Regions from separate parts of the Homo sapiens genome. Here region 2 is linked to region 1. The links are chromatin loops, found by intact Hi-C in ENCODE. Cell type or tissue: Calu3. All regions are shown on one strand. Links, peaks and the distances in the headings refer to the core of each region. The heading gives the core; the rest is flanking DNA.

What was found. Hi-C counts contacts between places; a loop is a spot of excess contacts. Peaks named below come from ENCODE experiments on the same cell type or tissue, not always from the same donor. Only the 100,000 strongest peaks of a DNase experiment are listed, where the experiment ranks them.
Region 2: a loop joins it to region 1, with 2.2 times the contacts of the local background. A loop is called at or near these places in 3 of 110 quality-filtered maps.

The regions. Positions count from the first base shown.
Region 1 is chr7:107,654,372-107,669,916 of GRCh38, forward strand. It overlaps SLC26A4 (solute carrier family 26 member 4), which reads left to right and starts at 6,457. Exons shown (of 21, transcript NM_000441.2): 1 at 6,457-6,484; 2 at 7,268-7,434; 3 at 8,925-9,064. The coding sequence starts at 7,271. SLC26A4-AS1 (SLC26A4 antisense RNA 1) reads right to left here and starts at 7,427. Exons shown (of 2, transcript NR_028137.1): 1 at 7,231-7,427; 2 at 2,145-5,835. In Calu3, for the core only: no CTCF peak of the experiment used is centred there; a DNase peak (open chromatin) is centred at 7,380.
Region 2 is chr7:107,604,371-107,619,915 of GRCh38, forward strand. DUS4L-BCAP29 (DUS4L-BCAP29 readthrough) reads left to right here. Exons shown (of 13, transcript NR_163941.2): 12 at 8,962-9,062; 13 at 13,958-15,545. BCAP29 (B cell receptor associated protein 29) reads left to right here. Exons shown (of 8, transcript NM_018844.4): 7 at 8,962-9,062; 8 at 13,958-15,545. The coding sequence ends at 13,993. Among named protein-coding and RNA genes, the nearest start is that of BCAP29, 32 kb to the left of the region's middle. RefSeq lists a silencer at 5,474-5,768. In Calu3, for the core only: no CTCF peak of the experiment used is centred there; no DNase peak of the experiment used is centred there.

The sequences.
Region 1 (15,545 bases), core at 4,284-12,283:
GTTGACTATGTACCCTTGATAATTTATGATGAAAATGGCACTTTGTATGGTTTTTCTCCCATAAAACACTACTGTAGTAATGAGAAAGACCAGGCAAATTCCAAAAGAGGAACATCCTGTAAAATACTTGGCCAATACTTCTCAAACTGTCAAGTTTATGAAAAGCAAGAGAAGCCTGAGAACCTATCACAGCCAAGTGGAGCCTAAGGAAACAGGACAACCCAATGTAATGTGGTAACCTGGATGAGATCTTGGAACAAAGTGGCTCATGCCTGTAATCCCAGCTACTCGGGAGGCTGAGGCAGAAGAATCACTTGAACCTGGAGGCGGACGTTGCAGTGAGCCAAGATTGTACCACTGAGGCAGGAGAATCACTTGAACCCAGGAGGCGGACATTGCAGTGAGCCGAGATTGCACCACTGTACTCCAGCCTGTGCAACTTTGTCTCAGAAAAAAAAAAAAAAGAGGGACAAGTTTCAAATGTTCAGATTTTTTTTCCCCTTTACAAGTGTCATTAAAAGATACAGGTACAAAAGAAATTTTATTGAGAGAAGTATCTCCAAGAAGTTCAAAATATTTTAGAGATGTTTTTTTCCTCACCCCCTGAGTTCAAAGATTCTCAGCATTTTACAGAAGAGGCCCCTCCTCTCCTCCTATAAATGACCTCTAAATGTTGGACCGTCTGAGGGCTTGGTGCTGGTCTTTTATCTGCTTCTCTCCTCACCCTAAATGCCTGGTTTCAGTTGCCACATATATACTGAGGACGTCCAGTTTGCTGTGCCCGGGTCTGACTTATGTGGATTTCAGTCTTGCCGGCCTTCTTTTTGTTTCTCAAGTGCATCAAGTTCTTTCCTAACTCAGAGTTTTTGCATTTGCTGTTTCCTCTTCCAGGAAGGCTGTCTTTTTCTCATCCTTTAGTCTCTCTTCAAATGTCATTTCCTCTGAAAGAGAAAGGCCTTCCCTGAACACCCCCTCTAAGGTGGTCCTCCTCCTCCCCTTGCTGTGTGTTGCTCCATCAGTAATTCCACAAGACATCTTTCTCTTTCTCCCATAGCATTTCGTCACAACAGAATGTTATCTGATTTATTTTTTTTGCTGATAATCACTGTCCCCCATTAGAAGTACTTTGAAGGCAGGAACTTTGACAAACTTGTTCACTGCTGTATCCCCGACACTTAGATAGTGTTTGATACAAGTTAAGGGTTCACTAAATACTCATGGTGTAAGTAAATAAATGTATGAATCAATGAATGAATAATTAAACGAATGAATGGAATACTTAAACATCCAACTCGTGGTAACACAGCACATCAGTGTTTACTTGAAACAATCCTCAAGCTTCCCTTTTCTCCCTCCATTAACAAACCACAGATTTCATGAGATAAGATATGCAAGGATAACTTTAAAAGTGCAATACACTTAAATAATAAGAAATTTGGAAGGATCCTGAAATTATTCTTTGCTTAGAAAACTATGCCATTATTGGCTCGACATAGTGGCACAGGCCTGTAATGCCAGCTACTTCAGGGACTGAGGTGAGACCCCCATCTCTAAAAAAAAGAAAGAAAACATCCAGGCCAAGTGCAGTTGGCTCCTGCCTGTAATGTCATTTTATAATCAGCATTTTGGAAGGCTGAGGTGGTAGGATTATTTGAGCCCAGGAGTTTGAGACCAGCCTGGGTAACAAAGCGAGACCCCATCTCTTGAAAAAAAAAAATCATCATTAAAACAAACATTAAAAGAAACCCACCTGGGTGTGGTGGCTCACACATGTAATCCCAGCACCCTGGGAGGATGAAGCAGGTGGATCTCTTGAGCACAGGAGTTTGAGACCAGCCTGAGCAAGATGGCAAAACCCTGTCTCTACAAAAAATACAAAAATTAGCCGGGTGTGGTGGCACATGCCTATAGTCTCAACTACTTGGGAGGCTGAGGTGGAGAATGGCTTGAGCTTTGGAGGTGAAGGTTGCAGTGAGCTGAGATAGTGTCACTGCACTTCAACCTGGGTGACAGAGCCAGACCCTGTTTAAAACAAACAAACAAACACACACACACACACACACACACAGAAAACCCCTCAAAACCCAAAACTATGCCATCATTTCGTTCTAGCAATTTACTAAACCACATATCAAGTTTGCATTCATATTAAAGAAGAGGCAGATGGGCTCTGCCTGAGAAATTTATTGAGTTATAGTTTTATTGACACTGTAAGTTGTTTAAAATTGAATGGATTGCCACATAATATTTACAAATAATTTCATTTTTTGATGTTTTAATGGTTGGATTCTCTTCTTTTAAAACTAGTTTTTTTTCTACCCAAATATTTCTCAAAATTCCATTGTTAAACAATCAATTGATCAATAATTTAACAAGTCTGGTACCTATTATATTGTCATAATTTGTCAAGGTATTGTGTAGGGAAATAAAGAGACTAGCATTATAATTTTACTTTAATAAAAATGTATACCTATGTCTGCATAGAAAGAATAAATAAAAAAAGAAGCAAAACAGTGATTATCTGGATAATGAGATAAAATGTGATTACTATATTATACATTAATGTAGTTTCCAAATTATTTACTACAGGCACATCTTATTTTTGTAACACCATAAAAGACATATACTATTTATGTCCCTAGGGAGCATATCTTATAACTGGAGAAGAAAATAAAGTAGCATACAGTAAACAAATAGAAAACAATTGAGTGCAAGATAAAAATAACAACAAAAAACCAAGAAAACAATTGAGTGCAAAACTGTATGATTACTGAGAATAAGCCCAATAAGTTGCTCAGAGAAGAAGAGATCAGAAATATAGAAAGAAAGTTCAGTTCAGTTCTCTTTTTGTATAAGTATGACAAAAATTTAGCATTTGCTATCTTGAGAAAATTAACACGCATAATGAAATAAAAGCTCAGGATTAGGCCTGGCTCAAGTGATCCTCCCGCCTCAGCTTCTCAAAGTGTTGGGATTACACTGTGAGCCACAGCGCCCAGCCAACATGTTTGCATTCTTTTGCAATTCTTCTGATTTGAGAACATTTTAAATTGTAAAAAAAAAAAAAAAAAGAAAAAATTTATACCACAATATTCGCTCTCAGACAAAAATAATGTAGCAAGATTGACTGCTCTTAAGTTAAATAAACGAAGGATTCAATTAAATCATTCTTGTAGCACACGTAGTCACTCAAAAGCATAGATACTCTGTCAGGTGTGGTGGTGTGCACCTATAGTCCCAGCTATTCTGGAGACTGGGAGTTCAAGTCCAGCCTGGGCAAAATAGCAAGATCCCATCTCTAAAAAAGAAAAAAAAGGCATAGATACACTATAAATTTATGTAAATATCTATATTTTATTAATTATAGAATTCTATTATAAAACTCATTTTATGAATCACAAAATACGCTATCAATTAAACTATAATATATAGTAGATCATCAATTATAACATGAACCCTGATAAAATGTGAAAAATCTGTATTTTATAATCAGTGAAATAAGATACACATTTTGTGACCATTTGATTAGTGTCTACTGCACCCATAAATATGAGGCCAGGGTATAAGCTTTTGTTCATCATTGTACCCACAGCCAGCACAAATAATTTCCTAATAAATCCTTGAATGAATGAATGAATGAACAGGTGAATGCGTAATCAAACAAGGGAGTTTGTCTTACACTGCAAATGCCTAAATGATAAATAAGAAAATGCCTTTTAAAAAAGTATTAACTGCTAAATAAGTACTGTAAAGTATCAATAATATTGTCTGATATTTATTTTTAAGTGATGCATCTATTTCTTTGGAAAGAAGTCCTGAATATTTTAAAAGTCTGATAAATAAGAACCACCCACCTCTGTGTGAAACAGGAGAAGGTTGCCTTATAAAGCCCAAGTGAGTAATCTAAGGTGTTTAATATCACAATTAAATAGGGTGGAGAGAGCAAGCTGTTATTTCCTCCTACTCTTCTGTTTTTAAAAAGCCAAATTCAAACGGTCTGCCTTTTACCTATGAGAAAAGCAGTTCTATACCCTTATAGAATCCTGTAACAGAGATACCATTTTGTTCTGCCCCAGCTATTTCTGCTATGGAAAAGCATTGAACAGAAAAAAGCAATTATCTTCATCCAGATACATGCAGGACTTATTATATTGTGATTATTGAACCAAACTCTTATATAGAGAGATGCATTTCAAATAAGAATTCTATTAGCCAAGCTAAGTTACTCTTTTGCCTCCTGTTGTTACTCAAGTCTTTTCTCTTCTGTCCTTCTGCCAGCCTTACCCCACTCCTTAATCCTCTGAACCAGCAAACCATTGCCAAGTTCTGATGCAAAGTGGTTTATAGGCCTGACTGGACCAGACTAAAAGTGTTCAAAATAGCAAGCAACAAGGAGCAGAAATCCATATTAGAATGGGATATGGACTATATTTATATTGGTACAGAATGCCTTCAATAAAGAGTTGTGAGTTGTGTAGGTGAGTTGCCATGGAGCTACAAATATGAGTTGATATTCTGAAATCCTAGACAGCCATCTCCAAGGTTAAGAAAAATCCTTATGCACTCACTTGCAAAGATATCCACAGCATGCTCTTAATGGAGAAAAACAAAGCCTTAGATCAAATATGTAAAGTAATTTTTAGTTTTTTGAAAAGGTATGTTTGGGCTATAGATAAATCTGTTCAAAAAACATGAGAGAAGATAATAATGGTTGAAAGGAGACACAGTGCTTGCCCTCAAGAAGTTTTTGTCTAGTGAGGGAGAGAGAACTTGTATGTAAATAAAATTGTGTTACTAAGGTAGATAGTGAGAAGTAACTTAAGAGAGGATCAGATAAGGTATTAAGAGAATACAGAAAAGGGTCTGGATTAATTCTGAACAGCATCAAAGAATGTTCTTGCAAGAGATAGTGTTTTCACCAGATCTTGAAGGTATGGATGAGGGTATACAGAGTGAGTATATTCAGATTCTACTTTAAAACAAATACTTTCCTCTGTTGTAGTGGAGTTGAGCTATACATCCAACAATAATGAAAAAATACACGCATATATACATATATGGAGAGAGATACATATTTTAGTACATGTAGCAATTGATTAATAAATGTACAGTTTAAGTCGCATGCAAAACCTTGGAGTGATAGCAAACTTCATTGTAGGATGTTTAGCAGCATCTCTGGTCTCTACTCACTAGATCCCAATAGCATCTCCCTAGGTGTGACAACCAAAAATGTCTCCAGGCATTGACCTCTGGAGGCAAAAAAAGCCCTTTATTAAGAACCAGTGGTATACATAAGTAAAACATACACAAGAGATTCCTCCCCTCTTCTCTGTATGTGAATAAAAATTGCAAAGTTCATGACCTGGATTTTCCTTTTAGGTTTCTTCTTTAGTGGTTCTTAACTTCATTGGGTGAAGTAAGCCTTTGAAGATCTGTTGAAAGCTGTTGACTCATTCACTTCTCAGGAAAACGCACATGCTGACTACCATTTCAGAGAATTTGCATCAGGGTTCTCTGGGGAGGAGTTCTGAGTTCTGTTTCCAGGAGCTCGTAGAATTGTCATGGTCTGCATATGCAAGGCAGGTGGATTACGGAAGGTTGATGTACAGAGGTCTGTATTTTGGAGCCTCTTCTGTATTTACTTCAGAACACTAACAATCAGGCGAGAATGTTCTGGTTTATCAAACCCTTCCTTCTGCCTTTCATCTTAACCATGCATTAGTTTTAACAAAGTTCATCCCAACAGAAGACAAAACACTGATGAGGTAGGATAGCTCCAGCTCCTCCTCCCTCTCTTCTAGTCTTGATTTCCATGTAGTCCAGTTTATTCCTTCCCTGATTGTCCAGGAGAATGAGAAAAAGAAAAAACAGAGTCTAGTGGGTAAGAAAGGGCCACCTGGACGGCTTGATTTGGATTGTGAAATAAAACACACACACATGCACACGTAGAATAAGTGGCTAAAATCTGAGTAAATCGTGAACTCTCTGTATCCTCCACCCATTGAATACTCCTAAAAGACTTTCTAGAAATTCAAGGACTTATTAATATAGAAACCTGGCCATTGTTCCTCTTCTCCTCCCCATGTGGTATGAGAGCACCTGTGGCAGGCTCCCAGAGACCACGGACCTCTTCCTCTAGGCGGGCTCTGCTCTTCTTTAAGGAGTCCCACAGGGCCTGGCCCGCCCCTGACCTCGCAACCCTTGAGATTAGTAACGGGATGAGTGAGGATCCGGGTGGCCCCTGCGTGGCAGCCAGTAAGAGTCTCAGCCTTCCCGGTTCGGGAAAGGGGAAGAATGCAGGAGGGGTAGGATTTCTTTCCTGATAGGATCGGTTGGGAAAGACCGCAGCCTGTGTGTGTCTTTCCCTTCGACCAAGGTGTCTGTTGCTCCGTAAATAAAACGTCCCACTGCCTTCTGAGAGCGCTATAAAGGCAGCGGAAGGGTAGTCCGCGGGGCATTCCGGGCGGGGCGCGAGCAGAGACAGGTGAGTTCGCCCTGAAGATGCCCACACCGCCCGGCCCGGGCTCCACTCCCGGGGAGGCCTCGAGGGTTGCGGATGGGACTCTTAAGTGGTCACGGATCAGGTGGGCAGGGGGCAGTACAGCTTTCTTTCTGAGACGCCGAGAGCGAACAGGCTGCTCGGAAAACAGGACGAGGGGAGAGACTTGCTCAATAAGCTGAAAGTTCTGCCCCCGAGAGGGCTGCGACAGCTGCTGGAATGTGCCTGCAGCGTCCGCCTCTTGGGGACCCGCGGAGCGCGCCCTGACGGTTCCACGCCTGGCCCGGGGGTCTGCACCTCTCCTCCAGTGCGCACCTGGAGCTGCGTCCCGGGTCAGGTGCGGGGAGGGAGGGAATCTCAGTGTCCCCTTCCAGCCTTGCAAGCGCCTTTGGCCCCTGCCCCAGCCCCTCGGTTTGGGGGAGATTTCAGAACGCGGACAGCGCCCTGGCTGCGGGCCATAGGGGACTGGGTGGAACTCGGGAAGCCCCCAGAGCAGGGGCTTACTCGCTTCAAGTTTGGGGAACCCCGGGCAGCGGGTGCAGGCCACGAGACCCGAAGGTTCTCAGGTGCCCCCCTGCAGGCTGGCCGTGCGCGCCGTGGGGCGCTTGTCGCGAGCGCCGAGGGCTGCAGGACGCGGACCAGACTCGCGGTGCAGGGGGGCCTGGCTGCAGCTAACAGGTGATCCCGTTCTTTCTGTTCCTCGCTCTTCCCCTCCGATCGTCCTCGCTTACCGCGTGTCCTCCCTCCTCGCTGTCCTCTGGCTCGCAGGTCATGGCAGCGCCAGGCGGCAGGTCGGAGCCGCCGCAGCTCCCCGAGTACAGCTGCAGCTACATGGTGTCGCGGCCGGTCTACAGCGAGCTCGCTTTCCAGCAACAGCACGAGCGGCGCCTGCAGGAGCGCAAGACGCTGCGGGAGAGCCTGGCCAAGTGCTGCAGGTAGCGGCCGCGCGGGCCTGCGTAGAGAGAAGCGGAGCGGGGCGTCCACGCCTTGGGGAGGGAAGGGCGTCCCCAGCGGGCGAGAGTGGGGTGCGGGCGGCGGAGCCCCTGGGCGCCAGCTGCTTCTCCCAGAGGCCCGACTTTCGGTCTCCGGTCCTCCACGCCGCCCTTCTGGTGGGAGGGTGGCTCCATCAGTCTCGGGCCCGAAATGAACTTACCTGGGAAACTCGCCTTTGGGGAGAGTGGGTTCTAGGAGCCCCGTCTCTCTTTTTCCTCTCTGAAGGAAACTTGGAGTGCCTCTTGGGGTACAGTGGGTCCCTGTTGCCTTCTTGGGAGCTTGTTTAAATGAAATGAATAGGGAAACCCAGCTCTTGACCAGGAGGAGTCCTTGAAACACTCAAGCTAAGTAGGCGGGCTACCATTCAGTTAGAGACCAGGATGCAAGCTAGAACCCAGGGGAGCGCGGGGTGTGCCAAGTACTTCATCAGCAGGCTGTGGGACCCCTGGGGAAAGCCACCCTCAGTCTCTAAACCCAAACATGCCGTAACTAGATGTCACAAACATAAAGAAATTAGAGTTTCTAAAACCTTTCATTATAGAACATTTCAAATATATGCATAAGTAGACGTAGTAGTATAATGAACTCCCCACCCCCACCGTTTTTAACCCATCACTCGGCCTCAACTGTGATCAAATCCAAGTTACTCTTGTTTCTTGTATCTACACCTACTTGCTCCCTCCAGTATTATTTTTAAGCAAATCTCATATAGCATACTGTCTTTATGTATTTTACTGCATATCTTTAAAGACTCTTAAAAAATATAACCACATTTCATGATCACACCTTAATATCTAAAAATAACCTCCTAATATCAAAAATTGAGTCATTATTAAAATGTCCAATCGTCCCATAAATGCCTTAATTAAAAAACAATTTATTCAAATCAGGAGTTATACCACCTACTTTTGATATTTTTCTTTCATCTGTAGGTCACTGAATTTAAAAACTACCAAGTAGCAAGGTATAAGGTATACATTCCTCATGCTAAGATTTTTGTAAAAACTAGCTCCAGGCTTGTATTGCCAAAATATACTCAGTGTGTTTATCTTCTTTAAAGAAAATAATAATAATAAGGCGCCTGGATTAGGAGTCTGAAAAGTAATCTCCATTTAGAGACTCCACATCCATCAGTCTCTGGCTGGACCAGAAAATAGGTTTTTGTGTAGGAATATTTTTTCAGAGGATTAAAAATGTGAGCGAGGGGTGGGACACTTAATCCTGTGTTCTCTAGAAGAGTGCATTTAAAAGGATAGATACAGTTCTTGGCAAAAGCATGGTAAGCACTTCAGGGTTATTATTTTCCAGGAAATACTTATCCTTTTTCCAAATAGTTATAAACATCAGCAGAATCCAGTTCATAACTTTGTGATTTGCAAATTGGTTGTGACTGAGATTGGATTGAAAACCCAGTTTTCTTGCTTTTTGACAGTTGTTCAAGAAAGAGAGCCTTTGGTGTGCTAAAGACTCTTGTGCCCATCTTGGAGTGGCTCCCCAAATACCGAGTCAAGGAATGGCTGCTTAGTGACGTCATTTCGGGAGTTAGTACTGGGCTAGTGGCCACGCTGCAAGGTAAGATGTTGGCAGATTGAGAGTTCTGGTCTCCAGCAGGAGTTTAACACTTCTCCCCAGCTACCATAGGTCTGTGACAGATGGTTGCTTACCCTTCAAGGCCTGTATCTTTCCTGTAGAGCCCCTTAGTGGAGAGAGTCACCTCTCTTCTCCCCTTCCTTAGAGTTCTCTTCCTGGGAAACTGCTGCCCCACTAGGTGCAGAGGTCCAATTTAGAGGCATATACTAGGCAGTGGCTTCTCAATTTTTTTAAATTTTATTTTATTTGAGACGGGGGCTCGCTCTGTCACCTAGGCTGGAGTGCAGTGGCGCAATCCTGGCTCACTGCAAGCTCCGTCTCCCGGGTTCACGCCATTCTCCCGCCTCAGCCTCCCCAGTAGCTGGGACTACAGGCGCCCGCCACTACGCCCGGCTAATTTTTTGTATTTTTAGTAGAGACGGGGTTTCACCGGGTTAGCCAGGATGGTATCGACCTCCTGACCTCGTGATCCGCCTGCCTTGGCCTCCCAAAATGCTGGGATTACAGGCGTGAGCCACTGCACCCAGCCAGCTTCTCTATTTTCATTGACCACAATTCAATAAGAAATGTGTAAAGAGTTTCAAGTCAAGATTTAAAAAAAAAAAAGAAATGTGTTACATCCTGATATATACATATATATCTAAAGTTCCTGTGAAATATTTATTATAACAATGTGCTAATCTTTCACTTTGTTCTATTATGCTTAGGTTTTTTAAATGATGATTGCAGCACATTAAATTATTTTATATCCACACGTGGATCTTTTTTGTTGGTTTGTTTTGCTTTGCTTTTTAGAGATACAGTCTTGCTCTGTCACCCAGGCTGGTGTGCAGTGGCACGATCTTGGCTCAATGCAACCTCTCTGCCTCTCGGGTTCAAGTGATTCTTGTGCCTCAGCCTTCTGAGTAGCTGGGGCTACAGGCATGTGCCACCATGTCCAGCTAATTACTGTATTTTTAGTAGAGATGGGGTTTCGCCATGTTGGCCAGGGTGGTCTGGAACTCCTAACCTCAAGTGATCCGCCCTCCTTGGTATCCCAAAGTACTGTGATTACAGGCATGAGCCACCATGCCCAGCCTCCCACACGTGGATCTTGAGGTGTAGTTTGAAACTGGCTTAAGGAAAAGTGAAGGGAGCTTCCTAGCCTGGACTCCACATGAATGTTTTGCCTGCCCCTCATCCCTTTTTAAAAAAATTCATCCTCTTATTTTAATGTGTGGGAAAATGTGCCAACATAGGTGGTTATTTGTTCTTTTATAAACTGAGTTCATACCATAATATTCCCATAAGCATCTTAGAAATCTGTTGTATAGTTGGTGCCTAGCAGCATGGCATTCTCCTCTGTCCCCTATCCCCACCATCTCGTTTCTGCCCCACCCCCAACACCCTGACCAATTTCCCAAAGACCCTGAATCATGAAAACAGAAATATCGTTATTTATTATAATTTGTGAAACACCTAATATGTTCCAGGCACTAGGTATGCTGACACGAATAAGATGCATCCTCTGCTTCCAAGGAACTCATAGTCCAATGGAGAAAGAGAAAACAATTCAATGTGATAAGGGCTGTGGCAGGGGAGTGCAAATTACTTGCTAAGGGAGTGCAAATGAGGTTCACTCAAAGCGGTCTTAGGGGATCTTGAATAGCTTCCTGGAAGTTGAATGTCAAAGCTGAGTTTCCCTGATGGCTAAGTCTGAGTTTGCCAAGTGATGGGAAGTAGGGTGGGGTGGGGATGGCTTGAAAATAGACTATTTCAGAAGCTAGTAATGAATGTTGAGCAATATTGTGAGCTAAAATTTGGCTATGGAGCTTTCAAGATTGCTCAGATCAGGCCAGGTAGATGCCCGAAGAGAAGGAGGATGGCCTATGAACCCAGGGTGGAGCCTCAGCCTGATCAAGCATGTTCTTAATCACAAAGGTGGACGGGAGAGAGACTAGGATGGGCTGTGTGGTTCCTAAGTTAAACAATGCCAAGTATTCTACACTGTGCTCTAAGGGCTGTGACATGGTGACACCCTGTGACTCCTGGGGGACAGGAACCATGCCTCATTCATGTTTGTTCAGCAGGTGCCTAGCACAGAGACAGGCACATAATAGATGGTATATTTAGTGAAAAAGATTGAATTGCATTCCTGATAATGAATCTTCTTTATATATAAAAAATGGTGGTTCATGCTCCATGTCTCCCCAGTTTTCATAGACAAGTATCTTATAAGAATTCATTTTGTTTATAAGCATGAGACACTATGCTAAGTAAGAATGTTGCCAGCTATCTCATTTAATCCTCATAACAATCCTGCTAGGTAGGTCTATTATTATTTCATTTTCAGTAGGTGAAAAAATCTATTAAATCTTGCCCAGGGTCACGTGGCTGGTAAGTGGTACAGCTGGGATTTTAATCCGGTGTCTATTGTGTAGTTCCTTACTTTATGGGTAAGATGCTTTTCTAGAAACATTATCTCTATAAAGTTTTCTGTGTAAGGTGAATTTCTGGGAGGTTAATCTGGCTCAGTTACACATCCATTTATCATTCATTCACTTAATAAATATTTATAAACTAATTCTGTAGACCAGGTATCCAGCCATGTGCACTCAGTGGTTCATTAACAGGCACAGGTGCTGACTTCATGGAGCTTTGTAAAATTATTTTGAGGGGTAGGGATGGGAATTAAATAAGTAGATAAATAGAAAAATAATTATAGATTGCAATATCTATTGTGGTGGATTAAATATACTGCAATAGGGATTAATTTGAAAGGTGGATCTTTATTTTTATATTTTTTTGAGACAGGGTCTTGCTCTGTTGCGCAGGCTGGAGTGCAGTGGTGAGATCACAGCTCACCACAGCCTTGGCCTCCTGGGCCCAGGTGATCCTCCCATCTCAGCCTCGCCAGTAGCTGGAACTACAGGCATGTGCCACCATGCTTGGCTAATTTTTGTATTTTTTGTAGAGACAAGGTTTCACCATGTTGCCCAGGCTGGTCTGGAACTCCTAGGCTCAAGTTATCTGCCTGCCTCGGCCTCCCAAAGTGCTGGGATTAGAGGTGTGAGCCATTGTGCCCAGCCAGGAAGGGAGGTCTATTTTAGATATAATGGTCAAGGAAGAACTTACTGAGAAGGTGAAATTTAGTAAAAGACAAGAGAATGAGAAGGAGACAGCCATGTGATAAGCAGAAAAAAAGAGTGTACCAGGTAAAGGTGCAAAGGCCCTGAGGCCAGAAAACTTAGCATTTTCCAGGGAGGAAGAGGAAGAATTGTAGTGTGGATGAGTGCAGTGGGGGAGGGTGAGTAAACCATGAAATAAACTGAGGCAGGACTGGGATTAGGATGAGGTAAGGGAGGCACTCACTCTCAGGATGCCTCTTTAAATATTGTACCCTAGGAAACTCATTTGCCTCACCCTATTCCTGGCCCTGTGGGGATATTGCTGTGAATTAAAGGGAGAATGGGTGTGTCAGCTTGAACCAGATGATGCAGGCTATGAAGAGAGCTGCAAGATAGGAATATATTGTGCAGCAAGAATCACTGACACATAATGATGAGTGTGGATGAAAATCACTGATGCCTCCAAGGTTGTTGGCTTGAGCAACCGGATAGATCATTACATCATTTATCTAAATGGCAAAGACAGGCTGAGGAGCAGGTTTGGGATAGGAAATCAAGTTTCCTTTTGGATATGCTAAGTTTGAGACACAGGGTGAGACATCTAAGTGGAGATGCCACCTAGAGAAGTGGGAGCTACTGCAAGTGTGAAGGTTAGAGGAGAGGTCTAGGCTAGACATAAAAATCAGGAAAGCATTGCTGAAGAGGTGATATTTACAAGAGTGGGAATGCCTGTGATTACCTAGGAAGAAAGGGCAGGTGTAGAAGAAAAGAGAGCCAGAGTACTTAGAAGTTAGGAAGGCAAGGAGAGGGGCAGCCAAGAACCTGAGAAAGCCTGGCGCAGGAAGTTGAAGACAAAGAACAACCAAAGGAATGTGGGATCAGAAGCCAAGAGAGAAGGTTTAAAAAAAAAAAAAAAAAAAAAAAAGCATAGAGGGGCTGAGAGTGTTGAATTTGCCTGAGGGGTGGGGTATGATGAAGGATTACAGACTGCTTTTAAGAAGTTTTGCCATGAATCAGAGGGAGATAAGAGATGAAGACAGAGTGAAGGGAGAATTTGTTTTTCTTAATATGGGAGATACTAGAACGTATTTGTGAACCGATAGGAATGACCTAGTAGAAAGAAAGAGATCTGTGGTGCAAGAAGTACAAGAGAAATAACTAGAAGCAAAGTAGTAAAAAGGGGCAAACGTGGAGGGGTTTGAGAATGGAACTAGGAGAACTACTCCTTAAAGGCAGGAGGGATATTTCTTCCATTTTCAAAGGAAGATAGCCCAAATGGTGCAGATGCAGACGGGTTTGAAATTTTGATGAAAAGTAACTTGGGAGCATCTCATGCATTCTGTGTTTTCGATTAAATGCAGAATATGTCCCTTAACTTTGAGTCTGGTGGAGAAGGGTTTGGGCAGATTGAGGTAAGTAGGGGAGGTTTGAATAGTTGTCTCAAGGAGAGGAAAGGCACACCCCCTGAGGAAATGTAACTGGGTCCCCAGGCAGTGTTGAGTGCCCATCTAGCACTTGTGGTCACACATTTTACATGAAATTGGTTAGCCCAGATGTAGATGCCTTCAGTCCAGTTTATCTAGCTGCTCAAAGGCTCTCATGGATAAGGTAGATGTTTGAGGTCAGCCAAATTGGGGTTTTGCCAGACAAGAAAAGGAAGGAAAGAGAGAGTGAAAAAAGGGAGTTAAGAATATTTGCAAAATTCCATGGAATCTGTGTGGGCAAGGGTGGAAGTGAAGACAGGAAGGTGTGGAGGATAGAGAGAAAGTGGATCGGTTAATTAATTAGAAGCCTCGTGAGCACAAATAAATGTTGCAATAAGGATTCTGCAGTAGATGAGCTGGAAGGTTTGGAGGCTGTAGCTGGAGAGAGGCTCAAAATTCAGATTTTGGAGGTGGTGGTGTGGTTTCCAGTGATGACAATGTCCATGCCACAACCACTGGCTGAGCAGCTGAGTAGTAGAACAACTCCGAGAAGACCAGCTCAGGTTACTGGGAAGCCAGGAAGTTGCTAAGGATGATGGGATCTTTGTGATTTTTGTTATTAAAACAAATTCCCATCAGACAGCAAAAGATCGATGCAACCCTTGTAGTGCTATTTTTATTCACAACTTTAAGGAGTCTGCTGTCTGCTTTCTCCTTTTGACTTTTATGTATTTGTTTGTTTAAACAACAGAAATTTATTTCTGCAACATGAAGGTGCCTGTAGATTCAGTTTCTGGTGACAGCCCGTCACCTTGCTGCGTCCTCACATGGTGGAAGGCTTTACCTTTAGAAGAAATTTAAATTTAATATAAATTTCAACTGTTTATTAGCACCTGCTTTGCCAGTATTTGTCACCATGCTATAAATCATGACTACCAACAGAGAAATTCTATCATTTAAATCAATGGCTCAGATTTCTTCTAATTTTTTTTCTTTTTTGAGACTCTTTCTCACACAGGCTGGAGTGTAGTGGTATGACCTTGGCTCACTGCAACCACTGCCTCCTGGGTTCAAACTATCCTTGTGCCTCAGCCTCCTCAGTAGCTGAAATTACAGGCATGTACCAACACCCCCAGCTAATTTGTGTATTTTTAGTAGAGACGAGATTTCACCATGTTGGCCGGGCTGGTCTTGAACTCCTGGCCTCAGTGATCTTCCCACCTCAGCCTCCCGAAATGCTAGGATTACAATCATGAGCCATCACACCTAGCCCCAGATTTCTTTACAAATTGTGTAATTTTAAAACTGTTGTACCAAGTTTCTTTATAATAAAGATGATTCCAGTATATTTGAGTAGTAGTGGTCCCTAAATGGGACACTCTGTATGAAAACTGAAAAGTTCCCCTTTTCCAGGCATATTAAGAACTGCAGAGCCCAGTTTGGGGAAATGGAAGTTTGAGAAGGACTTGAAAAATGTCCATATGAAATAGACAAGTTGTGCTTTCATCCCCTGCTCCTTCTTTTCTTATCTTCCTTCTGTGGAGTCACCTTCCTATTTTATTCCATGCTGTTGGGACTACTGACTATTGCAATTCCTGTTTGTAATTTACATATTAAAACAATTGTACTAATAGATATATTTTTCTAGAATACAAACTCCACTAGGGCAGAGACTTTGTTTTAACAGTGCCTGACACATGGTAGGTGCATAATCAACTGTTGTTGAATGAATGAATGCTTATTGTAGAAAACTAGAAAATACATATAAGGAACATGAAAAAATACCTCCACTACAAACTAGAAGTCTCCTCTGATCCTACCATACAGATAACCCATTGATATTTCAGTAAATATCTTACTAGGCACATAAATACTTATCTATATAAAAGTATAATGAAATGTCTGGAAATAATAAGCACCAAATTCAGGATA
Region 2 (15,545 bases), core at 4,943-12,942, 49 kb before region 1:
AATTACAGGGGAATTGCTGATCTGTATACCCAAAACCCTAAATTCCTGCCTCTTCAGTGTTAAGAATAAGACATAAGCTTTGTATACAAGTTTAAAACCATATGATTTCCAGTTTCTTACAAATGAACCATATATTCATCTAAAAATAAATTCTAAGTTTACCCTAAGCATGTTTTACAGTTGTAAATTTTTGTGGACGTGAACTTAGTTATCTTTTACTTACAGTTATATCAAAGCCCCCAGCTTATTTTAAAATTATTAATGCTTAAAAACAGTTTGCTGTTTTTAGTCATTTTGTTGTTGTTGTTGTTGTTGTTTTTTTTTTTTTGCTTTGTTGCCTTTTAATGCACTTTTGTGATTTAAATAAGAAAAAAACATATTATTTGTTTTCATGTCTGGAAGTTTCTGTTTCTTTGACACCTTTGTCCCTTCTTGTATCAACTGAAAAAAAAAACTGCATTAAGAAAGAATAATATAGTTTATTTGATGGTTGTGCCAGTAGGCAATATATAATTAATAGTATTTTAATTATTTAAAGTAAATAAAACTCATGACCAATCCTTTTAGTTAGGTAAATAAAGGATTTATTAGTATTTATTAGTTCATCTCTGTGTTATCTTCACATATTGATGTTATTGTCAAAACAGAAAAAAGGGTTTGCTTGCTATCAGAGTACTTTTCTTGGACTAATATATAATGATGATATTGCATCCTGTTTGGTTCCCTGTTACATTCCCATTTAGTTGTGATGTTTCCCTTTCTTGTGAGCTTCTTATCTGTTATCAAGGCCTATACTCATAAACTATGTGTCTTTCAGTAACCAGGAGGAATAGCTATAGGGAAGATATTAAGACAGAAATTCAAAGATACCTTATATATTATTCACAGTACTAGCAAACATAACGATATCTACCCTGAGGAGAAGCTTTTATAATCTCCACAGAGGGACATTAAAGCAAGAGAAAACAGTTTGTTCTCAGAAGAGCTTGTAGTCCAGATGGTAAACCAAACATATGTCCATAAAGGGATTCATTTCCTCCCCAGTGTGAAACATGGGCTAGTCTACCAAAAACATGAGTGGAGAGTGCTAAATGCATACTGAATCAAGGAATGTTCCAGGTGTTAAAGATGTAATCAAGCACAATTCTCTAAATGTGTTGATGGACATAGAATGGCAGAAAAATGAGTGAAATGATACTACTGTTCTGAGTGAGAAGAGCAAAGCAAAAAGCAGAGTGGTCTGTTTGAAGTCGATGTGTCACACTAGGTGCAGTGAATGATTGTGCTGTATGGTTGAGGGGTCCATTGATGTAGCCCCTAAAAGATCGAAGGAGATAATTACTTTGAATGCCTTGGTGTTCTTTTCTACTGTCTTATTCCATACCTAGATATGCATGTTTACTACAATCCTTCATGGTAAATACTTTTCTAATGATATCAGCTTATGGCAGGTTCATGTTTATGGCCAAGTGAGTTACAAAAATTAAACTGTACAACTCTAGTTTTAAAACACTTTCAATTAGGAAAAAACACTAAACTATTAATAGTGGTTTTCCTTAGCATGTACAACAAATGACTTTTTCCTAGAGTTTAAATTATTTTCTACAATGAATTTCTTTTGCTTAATGAAAAAGATAGCTTTTTATTGTAAAAAGAATTTAAAAATAAAAATAAAAAACCTCTTCCAAATACCCAGGTAATCTAGGGCGGTAGTTTTTTGGCTTGAATTATCTAATTAATTGGCTGTATTCCAACTTTACTTTGTTGGTAGACCCTAAATATTAGAAGCTGTTCATATAGCTTTTGCTAAGTTATATGAATTACATTGCAAAATCTGAGGATACACTGGGTAATCTTGGTGAAGTCATTGACTCTTTTTAGGCATAGTTTTCTCTTTTGTAAAATGAGAGACTGAACTAGTTAAACTTTAATGTCTATTATATAGCTCCAAATAATGTAATTAAGCAAAACTGACTATCAAGAATTATTTTCATTGTTGGCTTTTTGACCCTTCAAATTATATTTATTTTTCATGAGAAAAATCTTTTCACAGTAACTTCCCTTTCTCCAAACTTAATAAGCTCAGCAGGTGATTAAGCCACATTCTTCACTTTTGAAGAATGTTTCATGCAATCTTAGGATCTTTAGGACAGGATCTGGCAGGTTTTATGCATCTGTTAGCTCACAACACAAGTGTGCTATGTAAAATGGGAACACAAGTGTGCTATGTGAAATGGGGCCACAAGTCTTAAATGTAGGGCATTGGGAGAAGAGAGGATATGCCAGTAAACAGAACCAATTCTCATTAGTGTTAGAGCGTGGCTGTTTGTTTAGAACATTTATTAGAACTATTGATATGGAATAATAAAACTTTGCAGAAGAAATGATTTAAGAAATTAGCATGTTCTTTTCATTATAATTATGTTAGGGAAATAAAAAATGGGACTAGATCTCTAGAGGTCTTCCCAGCTCTGAGAGCCTTTGTTATAAAAGGGAGTATTTATCTGGAGCACCTTTTACTTTTTTTTATTTTATCAAAGTTTTACATATACATATTTTTAAAGCAAAATAGTAACACAAGGCTTATAATGAAAAAGAGCAGTCTCCTGAGGCCCTGTCCCCAGAAGCAACTACATTCAACTCCTTTAGAAATGTCCTCTGAGGCCGGGCGCAGTGGCTCACGCCTGTAATCCCAGCACTTTGGGAGGCCGGGGCAGGTGGATCATTTGAGCTCAGGAGTTTGAGGCCAGCCTGGCCAAATATGGTGAAACACTGTCTCTACTAAAAATATAAAAATTAACCGGATGGTAGTGGCACGTGCCTGTAATCCCCACTACCCGGGAGGCTGAGGCAGAAGAATCGCTTGAGCCTGGGAGGCACAGGTTGCAGTGATCCAAGATTGTGCCACTGCACTCCAGTCTGGGCAACAGAGTAAGATCCTGTCTCAAAAATAATGTTCTCTGATATGTGCCTCCAGGTTTCTAAATGCAGTGTTTAGGTAGTTTTTTCTTGATCTTTCAGTATGGGATATTATCTTTGACTTTGTTATAGGGAAGACGAGGACTTAGACCTCTTTATCTCACCCAGTTTCCCTCCTGGCTCCTCATACTTCCCATCCCCCTCCATCCTTTCAATTTAAATATATCATAACTTTTACTATATCATATTATTACAACTATATATTCATCATCATTATGAGGATTTCCTTTGCCTCTTTCCTGTATTGATACCCTCTTTCCTGAATTCCATGTTTTCTTTCTTTTTCTTTTTTTTTTTTTTTTTCCGAGACAGATTCTCCCTTTGTAGTGCAGGCTGGAGTGCAGTGGCGCAATCTTGGCTCACTGCAACCTCCGCCCCCCAGGTCCCGGTTCCAGCAATTCTGCTTCAGCCTCCCGAGCAGCTGGGATTACAGGCACACACCACCATGCCCAGCTAATTTTTGTATTTTTAGTAGAGATGGGGTTTCACCATGTTGGCCAGGCTGGTCTTGAACTCCTGACCTGGTGGTCCGCCTGCCTCGGCCTCCCAAAGTGCTGGAATTGCAGATGTGAGCCACTGTGCCCGGCCTGGATTCCATGTTTTCTACTTTTGTATAGGTTTTGAAAGTCACAGAGGTGCCAGCTTTCATCACATTGTATCAAGAGTACATATTATTAACATAACTTATCAGTTTTGATGTTGACCTTGATCACCTGGCTAAAATAGTGCTTGTCTAGTTTCTGAACTGTAAAGTTCCTCTTTTCCCTCCTTTTTCCATACCGTAATCTTTGTGAATCACTGTTCACAGCCCACACTTCAGAAATGGGGATCAGTGTGCAAATGAGTGGATTAAAAAAAAAAAAATAAGAAAGGGAAGTTACGCTCAACCTCCTTGAAAGCAGAGTATCTGTGTAAATTGTTTGGAATTCTACACAGATTTGTCTGTTGTCTACCATTTGTTTGTCAGTATGGACTCATAGGTATTTATTTTATAATTTGGGTTATAATTTAATACTACTTTAGTTTATTGTTCAGGTTGTCCAGCTTTCACCATTGGGAGCTCTTTCATTTGGCTCCTGTGTCCCTTTGACACATTTCCATTTTGGATATTTGTTTGTTTGTTTGTTTGTTTGTTTGTTTCATTTTTGGAGCACTTCCTTACTTTCTGGCATTACAAGATACTCCAGGCTTATCTTGAACATTTCCTGCCCCATTCTTAGAATCAATGTTTAGGGATTTTTTTTAATTGGGCTGGATTCTTTGGTACTATTTATTTATATTTTATTTTTGATTCTGGAGTAGTATGAGATATTTGTAACATGAGTATATTTTCATCAAAATATTTCAAGAATGGTCTCTTTGCTTTGTTTTGGCTATCCTGAGTATTTTGGTTTTTGATTGACGGTGTTTTTATCAAGATTACTATCAGGTGACTAAAGTAACACTTTGTATTGTTCACCTGACATTTATCATTTCCAAGTGAACTGTTTACACACAAGTGAATTTTTCAAATGCTTAAAGCTTACACTTTTCATTTATTCATTCTTTCATTCCTTCAAGGAGCATATTTTAAGCACTTACCAATACTAGGCAATATGCTAGGTACTCAGACAGATAAGACACAGCTCTGTTTCTTGAGTAGTCCATAGTCTAGTAAGGGCATAGTTGCCCTTCAATTCAATACGTGGTGTGGTGAAACTTGAGTTGTAGTAGAAGCCAACACTGGAGATCGACACTTTCTTGACATTTTAAAGGATGACATTAATTAGCCAGATGAAGTAGGAGGAGATGGACAAGGTGTTATAACAAAAATGAGCAGCATGTAACCAAAGGAGTATGGCACTTTTGAGGTACTACAAGGAGCTCAAGGCAACTGGAGTGTAAAAGAAGATGGAACCAGTGGAGAGAGTTGAGCAGTAGGCCTAGAAGCCATCCTGAAGGGCCTCATATGCCCTGTTTGTACGTTAACATTTTCAGGGCACTCTTAGAGGGTTTTTAGGCACAAGAGCAATCACTTTGACAGCATTATAGACAATGGATTCAAGTAGACGGGCAACTACGTGAGAAATCCACTTAATAATCTAATCTGGAAATGAGGACAGTGGTCACAGAGCTGGAGTGGAAGGTATGGATTGGAGAGCTATAAAGGAACTTAACAGCTATCAACAAACTTTATCAACAGATGGGTGTGAGGTTAAAAGAGATTAGGTGTTGATTGAAGTGATGAATAAAACGTAAATCTTTACCTACACAGACCTCACAATATAGGCATGTACAAAAGAAGGATAATATAATTAAACCACAGTTTATGTCCTTACTGAACAGAAGTTTGTATGTCTACTTTCCAAGTATCTTGGAAGCATTACTGTAGATTAACAATCCAATAAGTGATCATTGGCAAAGGAGTAGTACATGTGAGGATTAAATACTGAATAGCTCCAGTGTATCACACTCTTGAATTCTCAGAAAGAGAACCAAATAAATTGGAAAGAAACCAACACTAGACATATGGAAATTTTTCAAATAAAATATGTTTTCCTCTGGCTCAGTCCTTACAGCTGTTGTACAACAGCCCAACTTTAGCTGTCATGCCAGTGCCTCTAAAAACTTCCATTTCCTGGCAGAGCTTTACTGGCAGTGTTTCTATCTCTGGTCGAAATCACAGTGATACAATACATTTACACGGTACATTAGTCTCACCAGCTCCTCCCACTTTTGCAAATAGTTCCGTAAGTGAACGTTTGACACTTGGAAAGACAACAAATGTTTTTGCTTACTATGTGTCACTGTAACATTAGTTGAAGTCATTTTCTATATTAATAAATGATGCAAGTGCCTTTAAAAATATCTAATGGACCATAACCTAGGACATAACAGTCTCTTATTGAATCTAGCCAGTATTCTTAGCAAATATCTCAGTATTTCCATAAAGCCACTGGCAAGTGATAGCAGCCCGTTTTTGCAGTTAAGAAAATTGCAGTAGCAACTTAGATGTATCATCTAAAGCCTCCTTGTCCAATAATATTTTTCTTATATATGCTGTTTCCAAAATAATATGCCTCAAAATAAAATAAGCATATTCACATGTCAGATAACAAGTTTATATAGTCCCTTGGTTACAGATGCAGTTGCAAAAGGAGGTGGAAGGCATCCAAAACACAATAATTTTTATAAAATGAGATAAAGGACTGGGAAACAGTCCAAGATGTGTCTAGACAATAATAGCCTCCCCTAATTGGAGTGATAGTATTCATTAGATTTATTAATATCCACTGAAATACAAAATGAAATAAGAAACACATTTTATACCTTGGCTTAGTAAGTGGCAGAAAAACAGTATTTGTCTGCATTTGTTCCGTTAATAACTTTATACCAGTAGTAACCAGAAGAAACTCCTAGATAGGCTGTACAAGTGGTTTTCTAGCTTCTTTTAAAAAGGAACTACTGGGTTGATATCTAAGATATATTAAATTTATTAAATAACTTCTTAATGTCAGAAATTCAAGTATAAATTGTTTTTGACATTAAGACCAACTCCTGTTCATTACAAGCACCTGACCAACTGTCTTAATAGAAAGTACTCTAGACTCAGTAGCTTATAAACAACAGAAATTTATTTCTCACGGTTCTGGTGGCTAAGAAGTCTGAGATCAAGGCCCCAATAAATTAGGCCTCTGATGAGGGCCTGTTTCGTGATTCGTAGATGGTACCATCTTGCTATGTTCTCACATAATGGAAAGGGAAAGGCAGCTCTCTGGGGCCTCTTTTTATTAGTGCACGAATCCCATTAATGAGGACCCCACCCTTATGACCTAATCACTCCCCAGCCACGCCTCCCAATACGATCACATTGGTAATTAGGTTTCAACATATGAATTTTGTGGAGAGACAAGCATTCGGACCATAACAACAACATTCTTAAAACTACCATTGTAGGCCAGGGGCAGTGGCTCACAACTGTAATCCCAGCACTTTGGGAGCCTGAGGTGAGAGAATTGCTTGAGCCCAGGAGTTCAAGACCTGCCTGGGCAACATAGTGAGACCTCATCTCTACAAAAAATTTAAAAATTGGCTGGGGTGGTAGAGCAAGATGTTGTCTCAAAAAAAAATAAACACCATTGCAGGCTAGTCAGCCACTATTAGATTGTGGAATCTACTGTGTATTTTATGTACCAGAAATCCAGGGTCTTAAACTTTTTTGCTGAGCTCTGAAGATACCACCACCATGCATCATATTTTCAAGTAGCCTCTAGGAAATGCCTTGTAGAACCCAAATTGAAAACTAACGTATAACTCTTTATGTTGTGAAGGTGGTCCTAATGAAATCTAACCATCCCCAAAAGTGTCTTCCATACCTGACTCATACCTTTAGCAAGTGACATCACATTAAATTTGTCAAAATCAGTCTTTAATACCTTATTTAGAATTATGCAGCTATAGAAGGAACATGGAGGAAATTATAGAGCTGTGCTGCCCAATATGGCTAGCCACTAGCTCACATGTGGCTGTTTAAATTTAATTGAACTTAAATTGAAAATATAGGTCCTCACTTAAACTAGCCACATTTAAAGTTCACAATAGCCACATCTAAGTAGTGACTACCGTATTGACAACGCAGATGTAGAACTATGTAGAACATTTGACAATACTGTCTAGAAAGTACTGATACAAAAAGCACTTTAGTTGATAATGGCTTATATATTTATATAAAAATGCCTATATGATGACTTCTCAAGAGAAAAGATTGTTTATAACTGGAACCTATAATTTTATTTCATTGTGCCAGAAAAGTAGCTTTTAAATTTATAAATTCTACTTTTTTCCCTTAAACTCCTACCCTAAAATACTTCCAAATGTAGAACTTCTGAAGGCTACATATGATATAGAGCTACTTCAGGATTCCCAGAGTTTGGAAAAATGATTTCTGAAAGCACTATATGAGATAAAAGTTTCAAGTATGACAACTCTAATTTTTCTACCCCATTTTGTACAGCTCTTCTACATATTTTGCTCATTAGCACCTTCTTCACAATGTATTGTTTTATATATATATATATATATATATATATATATATATATATATATATATATTTATTTTACTTCTATCTAAGGCCCTGAATCTGCTGACATATGACTTGTAGCTCCTTGGTAGGTAAAGGTCAATATATAGTAATTCTTGTGTGCCATTATCTTGAGGAGCAGGATGTTTGCATAGACTAAATTGTCTTCCTATATATTGCTGCTTTAGTTACAAAGGTTAAAATTGTAAGTATAAAATGGAAAAACCAGTGAGGGACAGAGGAACTTTGGATGTAATGGGCCTCTGGATGCCCTGAGAAGCATTTAATATCACTTATATTCATATGTAAGTGGATGCATGACCTGAATTTATTCATGAGGAAACATCAGACAAAAACAAAGTGAAAGAACATTCTATCTAAAAAGTGGCCTGTATTCTTTAAAATGTCAGTATCATGAAAGATGGGGAGAAGAGGGCTGTGATAATGGTAGGGAATTATTCCAGATTAAAAGAAATTAAAGAGATATGATAACTAAATGCAATATGTGATCTTGCACTGTATCCTGGACTAGCAGTGGAGAAAATGCTTAAAGGACATGATTAAGACAGTTCCAAAAACTGGCATATGGATGATAAATTAGATTTAAAGTATTGTATTCATATTAAGTTTCCTAAATTTGGTGACTATACTATGGTTATGTTAGATAATATTTTGTTTCTGGGAAATACATTCACAGAAATGTATTGAAGAGTAGAGGGGCACGATGCCTGCACCTTATTCTCAAATGAGTCAAGAAAATAATAGTGTGTGTGAAGAGAGAGAATATGATAACAAATGTAGCACAATGTTAACAGTGGATTTGAGTAAAGACTATACAGGAGTTCTCTATTTAAGCCTTGTAACTTTTCTATAAATTTGAAATTATTCTGAAATAAAAATAAAACTATTCGATATTTTCTAGCCCTTTCTAAGGCACAAAATGATGTGATGGAAATGAAGATGCAGTCAGAGAGACTTTCGAAAGAATATGATCAACTCCTGAAAGAACACTCTGAACTTCAGGTGGGTGTGACATGCACTTTATGCACCTAAATGTTTTGAAATAGTAATTACCTAAGTAAATTATTTGGGTTATTTGTCCTTAACTAATCAAGATGATGTACTTAATCCTGGCTTTGTTAAACGATTTAAAGAAGCCAGATTTTTACCTAGAGGGTAAAGATTAGGACATTGCAGGAAAATACAAGATAATTTTAAGGAATTGCTGACTTGCATACTTACAGCATTCCAGTTTTGGTGAATTTTTAAGCAAAAGAAGCCACAAAAATGGCAGCATTGGAAAACAGACTGGTTCTAGAAAAGGTGAGTTTTGCTCTTTGGGATGTTTGCCATATTCATGCCAAAATGAGGCCAAAATTTCAAGTTCCACATCACACTACTCTTGTCTCAGTGTTTTAGACATATTAGGACAAGACTTTAGCATTCAAATTTATCATTTACCTCCAAATGTTGATTTGAAAGATGGAAATGGGAAAAAAATGTTTCATTGTTAAAGCCACAAAGTCAGATCTGGGCCATAGGTTTTCTTTCTCTTTCTCTCTAATTCAATAAAAGAAATGGTCATCCCTGTTAGGCTTGTCTTTCCTCCCTCCCTTCTGCTGCCAGCCAGTAACCTGAATTGATTTCTCAGACACACTCTGATCAATTGGGGAAGAGACCATTCCAGAGACAGCCCTGGCCTTCCCTCCCAGTTTCTCCCAAGACAGACTGGTTGGGCTTGTCTTCAAAATTTGGCAGCCTTTGTGGCTTTCAGTCAGGGCTTTTTACAAATAATAGCTTTTTATTTCACTGTACACATTTCCCTGCATCTTAATGGTCATGGTATCTCCAAGACTCAGCACTGTTCCTGGCACAAGGCAAGCATACACTATACTCATAGACTTTGTAGTCAGACCTACTTGGAATACCTACCTATACCTGGCTGCATGCTAGGTTTTTTATCTTAGGCAGGTTATAGCATCCCTTTGGGGCTCACTTCTTTCATCTATAAAAATTGAAACAATAATGATGCCTGGCTCACTGGATTGTTAAGAGAACTAAATAAAATGTGTAGGTTTTTTAGCACTATGCCTAGCTGACAGTAAACACTCAAGAAATGATAGGTATTATCATCATCATCTGTATTACTTCCTCTGTAGGAATTTTGCTGAAAGAATGACTTATTCTCAACCAACCACTTTGGCCTTGGTTTAGAGCCAGTAATTAAGTAACCCAAAGCACATATTTGTAATCTGATATTCCCAGTTGGTTTGCATGTTTGGTTTAACTAGCCTACTTTGACAATAGCAAAAGACAAGGTAGCCAGAGAAGGGTGAATACCCTGTATGCTCCAATCCCAGGACACTGAGGGCTCAGTTCACATGGCCTGGAGCAGATAGGTAGATTGTCAGCAAGACCACCCCTTCCCCGTCTCAAAAATAGAGACCCTAAAATTGCTGACCTCATTGGGGCATGATAATTATTCGTGGTATCTTTCAAGGTCCACCTTGGAAAGTGAAGAAGTCACTTCAGAGACCTCTTGCCTAGAAATACAACATTTTCCCCCTATTTGTGAGATTAGGGTTTACTCAGCCAGGTTGAGTATCGACATTAGTGGACTTTGCCATGATGTCAGACATGCTTAGATCTTTGAATGGAGAAAGGAAAACCAGAAGTATGCCTTCAGTTTCTTATGGCCAGTGTCCATTGTTGAATGTCTCCATTGTTGAATGTCTCCATTGTTGAATGTCTCCATTGTGGTAACAGCCATTGGTTCTCTTAATTCTGAAGAATATATATAACAGTGAGATTTCCTCAACCCATTTCCTCCCCACAGAAAAGCCACAGTCAGCCTGGAGCTGCTGCATTCTTGGTAAAGGAAGTAGAAAGCTTTTAAGAGTGATTCCTGGCTGAGCGTGGTGGCTCACACCTTTCTTTAATCCCAGCACTTTGGAAGGCTGAGGCGGGCGGATCATGGGAGATCAAGACCATCCTGGCTAACAAGGTGAAACCCTGTCTCTACTAAAAATACAAAAAATTAGCCGGGCATGGTGGCAAGTGCCTGTAATCCCAGCTACTCGGGAGGCTGAGGCAGGAGAATCACTTGAACCTGGGAGGCAGAGGTTGCAGTGAGCCGAGATCGCGCTTTTGCACTCCAGCCTGGGTGACAGAGCGAGACTCCATCTCAGAAAAAAAAAAAGTGATTCCTTCCCAAGAAAATAGTTGTTATAATAGTTGTCATACCTGTTTCTGTGGAAAAGACCCCATCCCAGATTATGCCAGACACCATGCCGAGAGTAGGGCCTTGTTTGATAGCACTTCAGGACTTGATCTAATTTCTGCTTGTATCCAGTTTTTGAAATATTTAATAGATGTCATTTGTTGAGAGTATGCTCTGGACTAAGCACTTGGCTAAGGGCTTCGTATATGTTGTTTTGTTTACTCTCCATGACAGCTCAATAATTGAAAGTATTTTAATATCCCTATTTTGTGAATGAGGAAACTGAGACCCAGAGATGTTATATAATTTATCGAAAGTAACTAGAAAGTGATAGCATTCAAAGTCAGAGAATCTTTCTCCAGAACCTCCATCATTAACCACTATGTTCTTTGGCCTTTGCTGATCATTGGATTGTGTTCTTGGATCCATTCTCCTCTCACCACTGCTTTACTCTGTATCTCTGGGAGGCCCGTTTCCAAGGCTCCCTTGCTGTCTGACTCAGTCTGGGCAGGTTTAGCCAGTGGCAGGCACTAGAAGACTGAAGGCAGGAGGAAGGGGAAAGCCAGGGATTTCTTCTACTCTTTCTGCTATAGAGGCCTTCTCCTTTATGACTCCAGTTCCTTCCCTCTAGGTCCCACTGGGCAGCTTCTACATACTGGCCTTCGCACCTGGGCTCCATAACCCTCATCCCTCCAGCCCAAGAAGTGGTGGTGGCTTTTCTGCTATTGATAATCCCAGAGGTGCCTTACCACCCTGTTTGGTGTGTGTACTTTTTCATCACCTGTAAAACCAATTTCCCATAATATCTCTGTTGGAAGGAAAACAAAATCTCAGCTCCATAGTTTACCACTTCTGTAACCCACAGGTGACTCATTTGACATCTATGCTCCTCAGGTACTTTACTACTTAAATAAAGGTTGTAATACCTTATGAAAATTAAACCAGATCCTGTATAAGAAAGCACTTTATATATTTATAATCAAGAATGCTATTTATTATGTCCTGACTGGTTACATTTTTTTCCTTCACCTACCCATCCCCCACCGTTGTCCAATATGAGACCCTGTATAAGATTCTCAGATTTAGATATCATTAAGAGCCCCATTTTGTTTGTTTGTTTGTTTTTTGAGACAGTGTCTCACTCTGTCACCAAGACTGGAGTTCAGTGGCACAATCTCAGCTCGCTGCAACCTCCACCTCCCCAATTTAATCGATTCTTGTGCCTCAGCCTTCTGAGTGACTGGGACTACAAGCACATGCCACCATGCGCAGCTAAGTTGGGTATTTTTAGTAGAGACAGGGTTTCACCATGTTGGCCAGGCTGGTCTCGAACTCCTGACCTCAAGCGATCCGCCCACCTGGGCCTTCCAAAGTGCTGGGATTATAGGCTCGAGCCACCGTGCCCAGCCAAGAACCCTTTTCTTTAACTCTTGTGCTTTAATGTTCGTCTGAGCCCTGCTTGAGAAGCAAAAGATAGTTACAGATCCTCTATGGTAAAAAGCTCTATCAAATTGTCCTCATGAATTTACTTCTGTTGTCAAACTAATCTTAGATATTGAATTATATGCTAAGGTTCTTTGGAACTAGCTTCCTGAATTTTACACAGTTGACATATTTTCATTGGAACAATCATAAAACGAAAGATCATTAAAATATTAAGGAAACAAAGGTTAAAGAGGGAAACGCTGATTTCTTTACTGTAAATAGATCCCAATTTGCATCTTTTAAATCCTTTTGGATTTCCCCATCTGGTCCCCTCCCTGTTATAGGCACTAAATAAATATTAGAAAACAGTCCCTTCAAAACATGTAGTCCTTTCCTTATTTGCCCTGCCTCTCTTCTAAAAAAAAAGAAAAACAGAACTAACTAGAGATTATTGGCTGCACAAACCCATCAGCACCTGCCAGTTTTTAAATTTCATTTTGGAAAATCAGCCATCACTTAAGGGACTTGTCCATAATAGCTTCATTAAAGCTTTGTTTTTTATCAAAAGGGGGCCACATATGTAAACTTGTGGAAGTAATTTACCTCCTCTACTCTTGTCTTTTTATTTGATTGCAAAAGTTAATGTTATTAAAGTTGCTATGGAAGCATTAATGTTCAGCCTGAACAAGAGCTTGACGAACTTCTTTATACAAGCAATAACACTCTGCAACCCCATTTTATGAGATATTTTTCATGATGTAGACATTTACTTTCTTAGCACAAGTGATCTCTTAAGATTAATTTCTTTTCCATTTTCCTTCAGTTTTAAATGATGTAATATAGTAATCTTTATAACATGATCAGCCAAGTATAATTTGAGAAGTCAGTTCTGTTGGCAAATATCTGAAGGACAAAACCAAAGCCACCCTAGCTGAGGTTTTTGTCCCTTCCTTCTTTCATTTACCAAAAACCTTAATTGGGTTAACAGTAGGGGAATTTTAGAAATCATGTTTTCCTAATGTAACCTGTGAAACAAAAGCAAAATAGATTAAGGCAAGGGGAAAAATGAACTTACCAAGAGTGTTCTTTTTCCTAAGTAAAAACCACAAATTTTATAGTTTTTTAAATTTTAGACTTTCTCAATCCTTTTTTTCACATTTAATTATTCTCATAAGTATACATAGAAGAGAGAATGTTTTTTAAAAGTCCTTGTCATGTCTATGAATCTGTTTCTCTTTGCTGTACTACATAAATCATATTTTTTTCCTTACAGGATCGTTTAGAAAGAGGCAACAAGAAAAGACTGTGAACTTTATAAAAGACACTTGCAATATACTGTGTCAAAATGATAATTTTGTTATGTTAGCCTCTAGAAAATTTAAGTTCAGAAAAATGCACTATGACCGGTTCGTAATTTTTTTAATGCCACACATAGGTTGTATTGTAATGGCATTATCAAAATATTTGATGATGTTTCAGATATATTGCAAAGTCTGTATTCCAGCTCTTAAGAAAAATATAAGCATGTTAAATACCATATTTACATATTGATAATGTCATTGGTATATGGTGGCTGTTTACCAATAAAAGGAAAAAATTCATTAACCGGTTGCTTCCAAAATTAGAAGTTTTAAGTTGCATGAAACCATTAATAGCCTTGAAAGCTTTGATAAGTTTTCAGTAATAATAACCTATTTAATCAGATGATGATGTGTTTGAAAATAGTGTTCAATATCAGCAAATTTGTACACAGGGAATGTAAATAAGGATAACTGATCAGAGTTATCCACTGTATTTATAAGGAAGAGTCGGAAAAAACAATGACCTTAGTTTTTTTTAAGCCTGATGATACTATGGTTTACTCTAATAAGATAGCTATATTGATAATTATATTTTTGTTACTGTGCCCTTGCACATTTTGGTCTTTTTGTTAATATTTTTATTAATAACACATAATTAGTAACCACTCTACTGTTTCAAGTTAATCTAGTAATAGAGCTTACATATATTTGTATAACTGCTATACCACTGAACTGAATTTATTTTACAACAGTGTAGAATTCTTGAAAAGTTAACGTAGAAAATATCCAAAAAGCAGTATTTCTAGAAAGTGTCCAAAAAGCAGTATTTCTTTCCCTTGGTTGTGAGAGTAACTAATTATATAAATATTACCTCAAAAATACATACACTGGTATCACACAGTCTTTCTACAATGTTTCTGTATTCTGAAAGCTAAATATTAAGTACTATTTTTCCATTCAAATATTCATTTAGAATTTCCTTTAGAAGATGGCAGTGATTATAATATTAATATGATTTCATTTGTTCCAGTGTTTAGACATGAAATCATCTTCCTTGTCTCATGAAAACCTAAATATAAAAAAAAGGAAAATACTGGAGTTTTTATTTCTCTTGTCTTTGTTACATCCTCTGTTTATTATAATTTTAGCACCAACTTCACACCTAGCTAATTTTTTTCATCATAAAGTGGATGAAATGAGCAAGTACCTAAAAATTTTATTTCAGATAAAAGTCAGGAGTTACTGCTAAAAAACAGACATGTAGGAGACATTCAACAGGAGTATGAAATGAGAGTTAGACCATATGGGCTGACAACACCATAAATAACAAGAAAAGGGAGTGCTGAAATAGGAGAGAACAGAGCAAATGTTAGCTCAAAGTATAGACTTAGAAATATCAAAGTAAGAGCTATCTGGATAAATATATAGATATTGAGTGCTTGGAATCCTAGCCTACTATGTGAAAATTAAGTCTAATGTCAGAATAACTTACAGAAAAATAGAAAATGCACAGCTTTAAAATGGGCAGAGTTAAAATCTATTCCCAGCTTTATCACTTAT